Regions from separate parts of the Homo sapiens genome. Here region 2 is linked to region 1. A link is an interaction called in ENCODE POLR2A ChIA-PET data of the cell type or tissue named here. Cell type or tissue: PC-9. All regions are shown on one strand.

Region 1 (5,000 bases):
ACAATATTTGGGTGAACTTGTTCTTTGTTGTTGACACCAAAAACAGATTTTGCCACACATTAACGTTAAGGACAGTGGTCCTTCATTAACTAGAGGACCCATTCATCCACTGCTTACATTGACTTGAGGGCGCTATCTAACAATGGAAGAAAACACCTATATATTTCTTCTCATTTCTATTTCCTTATGCCAAGGAATTAAGCAGCTGGTGAATTAGAGTTAAGGCTTTCTACCCTAATGTGCACATTTGGAAAATATCATAATTAAGAAAATTATTCCTTCTTACCTAACAGAAGATGCTTTTGCTCTCACTGAGCCTTGTTCCACTTCATCTAGTAGTTCCACTGTAAAATAACCAAATGGCTTCCAACAGAGTTTCCAATCAGAAATCAATTAACTACTCCACTACCCACACACCCCTAGTTTAACCATGTACTGCAAACAATAATTGGAAATGACATGTTAGTCCACGGAGGCTTTTACTGGCCAGCAATAAATACAACAGAAGAGACCATCTAAAGTACCAAAGACTCTCAGTATTCTATCCCTACAAAGCTTCTTGGTTATTTAGAAGGATTAGGAACATTTCTATACATCCCCTTCACCCTTTTTGTTCTAGGGTACCTTTGTGGTCATTCAAGTTAGTTCTAGAGATTTCTTTCCCACCATCCCAATCCTAATGCACCTTCCTTCACATGGGTGCTGTTTGAGGGTTTTCCTTTTTTTTTTTTTTTTTTTGAGATGAAGTCTCGCACTGTTGCCTAGGCTGGAGTGCAGAGGTGCGACCTCAGCTCACTGTAACCTCCGCCTCCCAGGTTCAGGTGATACTCCTGCCTCAGCCTCCCAAGTCCCATGCCTGGGACTACAGGCATGCGCCACCACACACAGCTAACTTTTGTATTTTTAGTAGAGACGGGGTTTCACCATTGTGGCCAGGCTGGTCTCAATCTCTTGACCTCTTGATCCGCTCGCCTCAGCCTCCCTAAGTGCTGGGATTACAGGCGTGAGCCACCACATCTGGCCTCGTTTAGGTACTTTTCAAGCAAAAAGCCTCTATGTTTCAAAAGTCTCTTTTCTCTGTACTATCTAGAAGTATTGAATCTGGAGCAGAGAAAAGGTAAAATTGACTGAAAAATGCTGATTAGCCATTATTATCCTTCATCTTGACAATTCTTATCCAAGGTACTTTTGGGGACAACTCCTCCATGGTTGATTGGGCCACAGGACAAAGACAGAAATGACTATCCTTTGAGCTTAAAAATTATGAGCAAAGCCTATAATCCCAGCACTCTGGGAAGCTGAGGCAGGCAGATCACCTGAGGTCAGGAGTTCGAGACCAGCCTGGCCAACATGGCGAAACCCTGTGTCTCTACTAAAAAAATACAACAATTGGGCTGGGTGCAGTGGCTCACGCCTGTAATCCCAGCACTTTGGGAGGGTGAGGGGGGTGAATCATTTGAGGTCAGGAGTTTGAGACCAACCTAGACAACATGGTGAAACCCCGTTTCTACTAAAAATACAAAAAAATTAGCTGGGTGTGGTGGCACACACCTGTAATCCCAGCTCCTGGGGAGGATGATGCAGGAGAATTGCTTGAAACCCAGAGGCAAAGGTTGCAGTGAGACAAGATCATACCACTGCACTCCAGCCTTAGCGACAAAGTAAGAATCCGTCTCAAAAAAAAAAAAAAAAAAAGTATGAACGAAGGCCAAACCCTGGAGAAGAATTTAGGAGGCAATGAATTCCGTGCATACAGATCACAAAGCCGGTCAGCCATCAGCCTCCTGAGTTGGGGAGGTGATAGCAGTGATTCCTTCACTTCTCTCTACAAACCCATTCACAGCCTAGCTTTCTCCAATCCAGAGCTCTGTTTCACTTCAAAGGCTGATAGTGAAAACACAATTAAGAACTCCAACTACCACTACTATCCCTGCCATTATAAAAGAATATTCAAGGGACAGAGTGTTCATGACAGCATACTCAATGAGAAAGAAATATGTAGCTGTCCAGACTTGTATTCCCTGAAGTGGCTCTGGATTGGCAGTCATTAATTTGGTAAGATTTTCATTTCCTCCTAAACGCTTGTTTTCTCACAAACCAAAGCAATCTTTCAAGCAGTAGTAAACTCTCATTTACAGGAGTCCTTTCCTTTCTTCAGATCTGCCCCAGAGTGAGAGATGCACAGTCCTAAGAGGTCCCAGAGCTCTCATTCCTCCACCCCTTCTATCCAGCTCCTGATCTGTACTCCTCCTTAAAGGGCAGAAGCAGAAACCTCCTGAGTCCTTGAAAGCAAGAACATTTCTTGCTTTCTCTTATCCTACTTGACATGTATGAAGCACACTGATGAGCTTCTACAGCTACTCTTTCAGGCAAACAATTGTACTTACTCTTGCTAAATGGTTTGTGCTAGCAAAAATAAAGAATAAGGCTGCTTCCTGCCATTCCAAAATCCGAAAATCTCTGAAAACCAAAATTTTGTTGTAACTCTTGGTGGCAAAACTTGACCAGATATGCTATTTATAGTCCGATTTTATTCCACTTAGTATGACTGTCCACCCATTTCTCTGGAGAAATGTGTTGTATTATATAGAGGACTGCCCAGACTTTCTGGAGGTGTTATGTAATATGAACACTATATACTCCGTTACCTTTTCCAAAATTCCAGAAAAATTCTTGATTCTGAGACATTTGGCCCCAAGGTTTTGGATGAGGAATTGTGAATGGACTGTGAATTTTAAGTAGCTTGCTTAGCAAGACAATCCCTTCCTGTTCACATTCCTAACTGCCTGCTGGTCCGAGTCCGTAGTGATAAGCACCAGCACACCTGACATTATAAAACCAAAATGATTATAATTCTATAAGACTATTTTACTCATAGAGTACCCACAGAAGCAGTAAGAAGGATCAATTCTCAAATACCAACTTTAAGAATCCATAAGCACAACATTAAGACAAGACAATTTCAAATATTGGAATGAAATCTCAGTACTAGCATTTTCAAGGAACATGGGGGTCTCACCATTCACAATCTCATGCCCAAAAAACAACTTCACTCCTGGGACACTTCGACCTGTCTCCACATTCTTCACTGTTACAGAAAACAATTCATTCAGTTAATTAAAATATTTTCCTAAAACTCTAAGAAAATATGATGCCTCTCAAAATTTCCCAAGTCTGAGTTGTATTTAAAAAAAAAAAAACTCCAAAAAAATATCCAAATCTTCCCCCAAGGAATGAAGAGTCAATAATAAATGACAAAGCTACGACCTTTAAACAAGTAGTATAAAAAAACAAGGGAAACCCCATTAAGGTCCAGGAGAAACTAAAAAGGATAGTACACTGAATTTAAAATTCTCCTGAGAATATTCTAAGGCCTTTGGGGTTAAGAACTATCTATTAATTATATTTCTATTTATTTTTACTCCACTTAACTCCAGAAAAAAAATTTAAGGGCAGCCTGCAACTTTTTTTTTTTTTTGAGATGGAGTCTCGTTCTGTCACGTAGGCTGCAGTGCAGTAGCGCAATCTCGGCTCACTGCAACTTCCGCTTCCCAGGTTCAAGCAATTCTCCTGCCTCAGCCTCCCGAGTAGCTCGGACTACAGGCACGAGCCACCACGTTTTATATTTTAGTAGAGACGGGGTTTCACCGTGTTAGCCAGGATTGGCTCGATCTCCTGACCTTGTGATCCGCTTGCCTCAGCCTCCCAAAGTGCTGGGATTACAGGTGTGAGCCACCGCACCCGGCCAAGGCAGCCCACAACTTCTAGTGTCCACACCCTGCTTCATGTTATGCTACACACTCAAAAGTACTATCAAGGACAACGATCCAAATCCTGGCTCTCCTATGAGGAGATAAGGAAGTTAGGAGAAGGTTAGATGCCATGTCCACAATGTGCTGTCATTTTCCTAGATGGAAGTGTTCATAGCAGCTGTCTTTTTCCACACCTCTCAGCAGTCCAAATAATTGAGTTCCACCCTCACTATTCCACTGAATATATTCCTACTAGGATCAAAGATCACCAACAACTTATTTGTCACATCCAAAAAAATGTTTTGCAACCTTATCTTCCTTGACTTTCCTGCAACCTTCGACAATACTGTTCTCTCATTTCTTTTTAACTCCTGGCCTCAAGTGATCCTCCCACCTCAGCCTCCCAAAGTACTGGGATTACAGGTGTAAGCCACCGTGCCCAGCCTCCTCTTCTTTCTTCTTTAGTTACAGGACATCATGTTTAGTTCTTTTCCTATTAACTACCTAGAGCTACCATATTGAGTACCCACTCTGAGCCAGGCATCATGCTATTTCCCTATACTCAAATTTCCAGTAACATAATAAGTATTTTATTATCTCAATTATGGAGGACTCTGAGGCTCAGAAAGTTTGAATAACTAGATCAAGTTTCCACTGCCAGCAAAAAACAGTCAGGATTTAAATTCAGGCCTCAGTGATTTTAATATGCTTTTTTATTTTTTTAATTGAGATAGGGTCTTACTCTGTTGCACAGGCTAGAGTGCAGTGGCACAATCCTAGCTCACTGCAGCCTTGAACACCTGGGTTTAAGCAATCCTCCTGCCTTAGCCTTCCAAGTGGTTGGGACTGCAGGCTTGTGCCAGCATGCCTGGCTATTTTTCTTTTTTTTTTGGTAGAGACTGGGTCTCACTATGTTGCCCAGGCTGGTCTCGAACTCCTGGGCTCAAGCCATCCTTCCACCTCAGCCTCCCAAAAGTCGTGGGATTACAGGTGTGAGCCACCCTGCCTGGCAATACATTTTCTTATAACTGCTGTTACAGTGGCTCCCTGATTTGCTCCTTCCAGTCTCCCTAGCTGTCTCTACACTTCTGCTTGCCCCTCATACATTGATGGTCCCCAGAGTTTTGTCCCTCATCCTTTTTCCTTCTCTTTGAATGATCATACCCACTTCTTAGTTGTCCTGACATTCATTTTTTCTCCAGCATGGACTATTCTTCTCAGCTCCCCTCATATTTTCAACTAAGAACA
Region 2 (5,000 bases), 65 kb before region 1:
GCGCCTCCTCCGCCTTGGCGCCCACTCTGGCCGCGCTTGAGGAGCCCTTCAGCCTCCCGCTGCACTGTGGGAGCCCCTTTCTGGGCTGGCCAAGGCCGAAGCCGGCTCCCTCAGCTTGCCCGGAGGTGTAGAGGGAGAGGCGCCTACGGGAACCGGAACCGGGGCTGTGCGCGGTGCTTCCAGGCCAGCCTGAATTCTGGGTGGGCATGGGCTCGCCAGCCCGCACTCGGAGCGGCCAGCCGGCCCCGCCGCCTCGGGCAGTGAGGTGCTTAGCATCTGGGCCAGCAGCTGCTGTGCTCAATTTCTCACCAGGCCTTAGCTGCCTCCCCGCGGGGCAGGGTTTGGGACCTGCAGCCTGCCACGCCTGAGCCTCCCTGCCACTCCGTGGGCTCCTGTGCCGCGGGAGCCTCCCGGAGGAGCGCCGCCCCCTGCTCCACGGCGCCCAGTCCCATCAACCACCCAAGGCCTGAGGAGTGGGGGGCGAACGGCGCGGGACTGGCAGGCAGCTCCACCTGCGCCCCGGTGGGGGATCCACTGAGTGAAGCCAGCTGGGCTCCTGAGTCTGTTGGGGACTTGGAGAACCTTTATGTCTAGCTAACGGATTGTAAATACACCAATCGGCACTCTGTATCTAGTTCAAGGTTTGTAAACACACCAATCAGCACCGTGTGTCTAGCTCAGGGTTTGTGAATGCAACAATCTACACTGTATCTAGCTAATCTAGTGGGGATGTGGAGAACTTTTGTGTCTAGCTCAGGGATTGTAAATGCACCAATCAGCACCCTGTCAAAATGGACCAATCGGCTCTCTGTAAAATGGACCAATCAGCAGGATGTGGGTGGGGCCAGATAAGAGAATAAAAGCAGGCTGACTGAGCCGGTAATGGCAACCCGCTCGGATCACGTTACATGTAGTGTGAGGTTTGTTCTTTGCGATATGTCTTGCTGTTGCTCACTCTCAGTCTTTGGGTCCACGCTGATCTTATGAGCTGTAATACTCACTGTGAAGGTGTGCAGCTTTGCTCCTGAAGCTAGCGAGACCACGAACCCCCCCAGGAGGAATAAACAACTCCAGACGTGCCGCCTTAAGAGCTGTAACACTCACCAGGAAAGTTTGCAGCTTCACTTCTGAGCCAGCGAGACTACGAACCCGCGAGAAGGAAGAAACTCGGAACACATCCAAACATCAGAAGGAACAAACTCTGGCCATGCGGGCTTTAACAGCTATAACACTCACTGTGAGGGTCCGCAGCTTCATTCTTGAAGTCAGTGAGACCAAGAACCCACCAATTCCGGATGCACCACTACACTTAACTATGTAAAAAAGAATTGCCAAACTGCTGATGCATTTTTACAATACTTCCTATTTTAATCAAGACGAAGAGCTTTAACTATGAAAAAATTACCCAAATGTTTCTAATTAATTATCAAGTTTAAAAGAATTATTAATCTTTTTTTACTAATAATATAACCCTTTCTGGCACATTTTGTATACAGAATTACGTGATATCTAGAAACCAAAAACTTTAGTGAAACCCTAAAAAGAAATCCTGAACTATTAGATATGGATGTTTATACATTAAAAATATTCCTTAATTAATTAACTTATTTATATTTGAGACAGAGTTTCACTCTGTCGCCCAGGCTGGAGTGCAGTAGCACGATCTTGGCTCACTGCAACTTCCGCCTCCCGGGTTAAAGTGATTCTCCTGTCTTAGCCTCCCAAGTAGCTGGGATTACAGGCGCATGCCACTAATCTCAAGCCCTTTCAAATTCTTACTCCTTCATGAAACATTCCCTGATTCCGTTTCTCTCTTGCTAAACCTCTGTCAAACCAGACGTACCTTTCTTTTGCAAAAATCACATTCCTTCTTTCTCTTTGTTAAGGCAGGGTCTTGCTGTCTCGTCCATCAGGCTGAAATGCACTGACAAGATTATAGCTTACTGCATCCTCCAACTCCTGGGCTCAAGCAATTCTCCTGCCCTAGCACCCCTGCCCTCCTCCAATAGTAGGGACTATAGGCACGTGCCACCACGCCTGAATAATTTTTGTTGTTGTTGAGGCAGGGTCTCACTATGTTGTCTAGGCTAAAAATCACATTCTGATGTGAACTGATTCCTGCATATTCCATGGACCCACATTTCTGAGCACTGACGGTTTGCTACCTACAGAGGTCGGCCCCACTAGCACCAAAGCAATGAGGACCTTGCCTGCCACAATTTCTACCATTTCTCTCTCTCTCTCGGAGACAGGGTCTCACTCTGTTGCCCAGGCTGGAGTGCAGTCTGGACTTCCTGGGGCTCAAGCGATCCTCCTACCTCAGCCTCCCAAGTAGCTGTAACCACAGGTGTACACCACCACACCCTGCTAATTTTTGTAGAGATGGGGTCTCTCCATTTTGCCCAGGTTGGTCTCAAACTCCTGGACTCAAGTGGTCTGCCCACGTCAGCCTCCCAAAGTACTGGGATTACAGGCGTTAGGCACCATGCCTGGCTGCCTGGCGTAAGTTATTTTCTTTTCCCTTTAGTGAGGATGTAGTCAGCTGCCTTGGCCTGGAGTATACAGTGTTGGATGTCTGAAGAAACACTGAATTGAGGGCCAGGCACGGTGGCTCACGCCAGTAATCCCAGCACTTTGGGAGGCCGAGGCGGGCAGATCACCTGAGGTCAGGAGTTCAAGACCAGCCTGAACAACATGGTGAAACCCCGTCTCTATTAAAAATACAAAAAATTAGCTGGGCGTGGTGGCGGGCGCCTGTAATCCCAGCAACTCGGGAGGCTGAGGCAGGAGAATCGCTTGAACGCAGGAGGCGGAGGTTGCAGTGAGCTGAGATCGTGCCACTGCACTCCAGCCTGGGGAACAAGAGCGAAACTCCATCTCAAAAACAAAAAACAAACAAAACAAAAAAACACTGAATTGAGTCTTCCTGTTTGCCTATGCAATAAACACAGTCAGTCTGAACAACAGACTTCCAGCTTGGGTCCCTGGCTGTCATTCCAGTTTCCTTTCAGGGCAGCAGCCTGGCCCTGGAGCCTTTTCAGCGGAAGCTCTGACCCCTTACACAGTTTCTAACCGACTCTTTCTGCAGTATCCTTTACACTGACTCACATGACCCTTCTTGTTCTACTTTGTGGCCAGCATCTTTGCTGATGACAAATCCTGCACCCATATCCTGACCCCTCTCTTTGGGGCCCTCAAAGACTGACCCCAAAATTATGTTCTTAGGACCCCATTATGGGGCTTCCTCCCAGATCCCCTGATTTATCCTAGACTTCCACATTCTTTTTTTTTTTTTTGACAGTCTTGCTCTGTCGCCAGGCTGGAGTGCAGTGGTGCAATCCCAGCTCACTGCAACCTCCGCTTCCCCGGTTCAAGTGATTCTCCTGCCTCAGCCTCCCGAGTAGCTGGGACTACAGGCACGCGCCACCACGCCCAGCTAATTTATGTATTTTTAGTAGATACGGTGTTTCACCATGTTGGCCAGGATGATCTCCATCTCTTGGCCTCGTGTTCCACCTGCCTCGGTCTCTCAAAGTGCTGGGGTTACAGGCATAAGCCACCACGCCCCACCTGTCTCCCCCATTCTAAGGTCCTTACTAGGAGCTCCCGGCATGTGAATCCAAGAGCTATTCCATTAAAATACTTATTTTTACATATCTTGTTTTTCAGATTATAAGGCCTTAAATATAAAAACTGTCTAATTGGCTGGGCGTGGTGGCTCACCCAAGATTGTGCCACTGTACTCCAGACTGAGTGACAAACCAACCAACCAATAAACAAAAATAAGGAGATAAATGCTTGAACTAAGACAAGAAAAAAGTACTTTGGAAAAGAGAAATAATTTATGAGAAAGAACTGATAAAAACTAGGAGCAGAGAATATGTACAAAGAAGACAGACTCTGAGTACTGGTTAATTTCAGATACAGTGAGAGTTACCTGCAGTGGCTCCCAGCATGATAAATCTGATATGTCTTTTACACAGTATATTCATTTTTACCAGATTATTATATATTGTAAAAGAATATTCCTAATCCTAGCCTCATAATCTTTTAAAATTTAATTTTAAAAAATTGAAAAAAAATATATAGATATATATTTTGAGATGGAGTCTCACTCTGTCACCCAGGCTGGAGTGCAGTGGCATGATCTTGGCTCACTGCAATCTCCATATCCTGGATTCAAGCAATTCTCCTGCCTCAGCCTCCCGAGGAAAAAAATATTTTTGTGAGAGAGGGTCTCATTCTGTATCCTGGGCTGAGTGCACTGGCACGATCACAGCTCACTGCCACCTCAACTTCCTGGGCTCAAATGATCCTCCCACCTTAGCCCCCTGAGTAGCTGGGACTACAGGGGTGTGCTACCATGACCGGCTAATTTTTTATGTATTTTTAGATGTGGAGTCTAGCTATGTTGCCCAGGCTGGTCTCAAACTCCCGGGCTCAAGTGATCCTCCTGTCTTGGCCTCCGACATTACTGGGATTACAGGCGGGAACTACCATCCTCAGCCAATATTATTGTATATGTAGAAAATACTAATGAATCTACAGAGTAATTAGAATTACTAGAAAGTTCTGTGGGGTTTTTTTCGTTTTCTTTTGTTTTGTTTTTGTTTTTGTTTTTTGAGATGGAGTCTCTTTCTGTCACCCAGGCTGGAGGGCAGTGGTGCAATCTTGGCTCACTGCAACCTCCGCCTCCCGGGTTCAAGCAATTCTCCTGCCTCAGTCTCCTGAGTAGCTGGGATTACAGGCACGTGCCACCATGCCCAGGTAATTTTTTATATTTTTAGTAGAGACAGGGTTACACCATATTGGCCAGGCTGGACTCAAACTCCTGACCTCAGGTGATCTACCTGCCATGGCCTCCCAAAGTGCTGGGATTACAGGCGTGAGCCACCATGCCCAGCCAAAAATGAAGTTTTATAAAATACGCTATTAAGAGTAGCTAACAATGTATTATCTTGGACTTGATATTGGAGCAGAAAAAGGTGGTTAGTGGAAAA

What was found. Peaks named below come from ENCODE experiments on the same cell type or tissue, not always from the same donor. Only the 100,000 strongest peaks of a DNase experiment are listed, where the experiment ranks them.
Region 2: POLR2A ChIA-PET joins it to region 1 with 7 read pairs; 3 of 35 experiments call an interaction of 5 or more read pairs at or near these places.

Annotation. Positions count from the first base shown.
Region 1 is chr15:41,216,811-41,221,810 of GRCh38, forward strand. EXD1 (exonuclease 3'-5' domain containing 1) reads right to left here. Exons shown (of 12, transcript NM_001286441.2): 3 at 3,020-3,088; 4 at 287-344. Among named protein-coding and RNA genes, the nearest start is that of EXD1, 11 kb to the right of the region's middle. In PC-9, no CTCF peak of the experiment used is centred here; no DNase peak of the experiment used is centred here.
Region 2 is chr15:41,151,545-41,156,544 of GRCh38, forward strand. No RefSeq gene overlaps it. Among named protein-coding and RNA genes, the nearest start is that of INO80, 38 kb to the left of the region's middle. RefSeq lists an enhancer at 1-402. In PC-9, no CTCF peak of the experiment used is centred here; a DNase peak (open chromatin) is centred at 3,047; H3K27ac peaks cover 611 bases.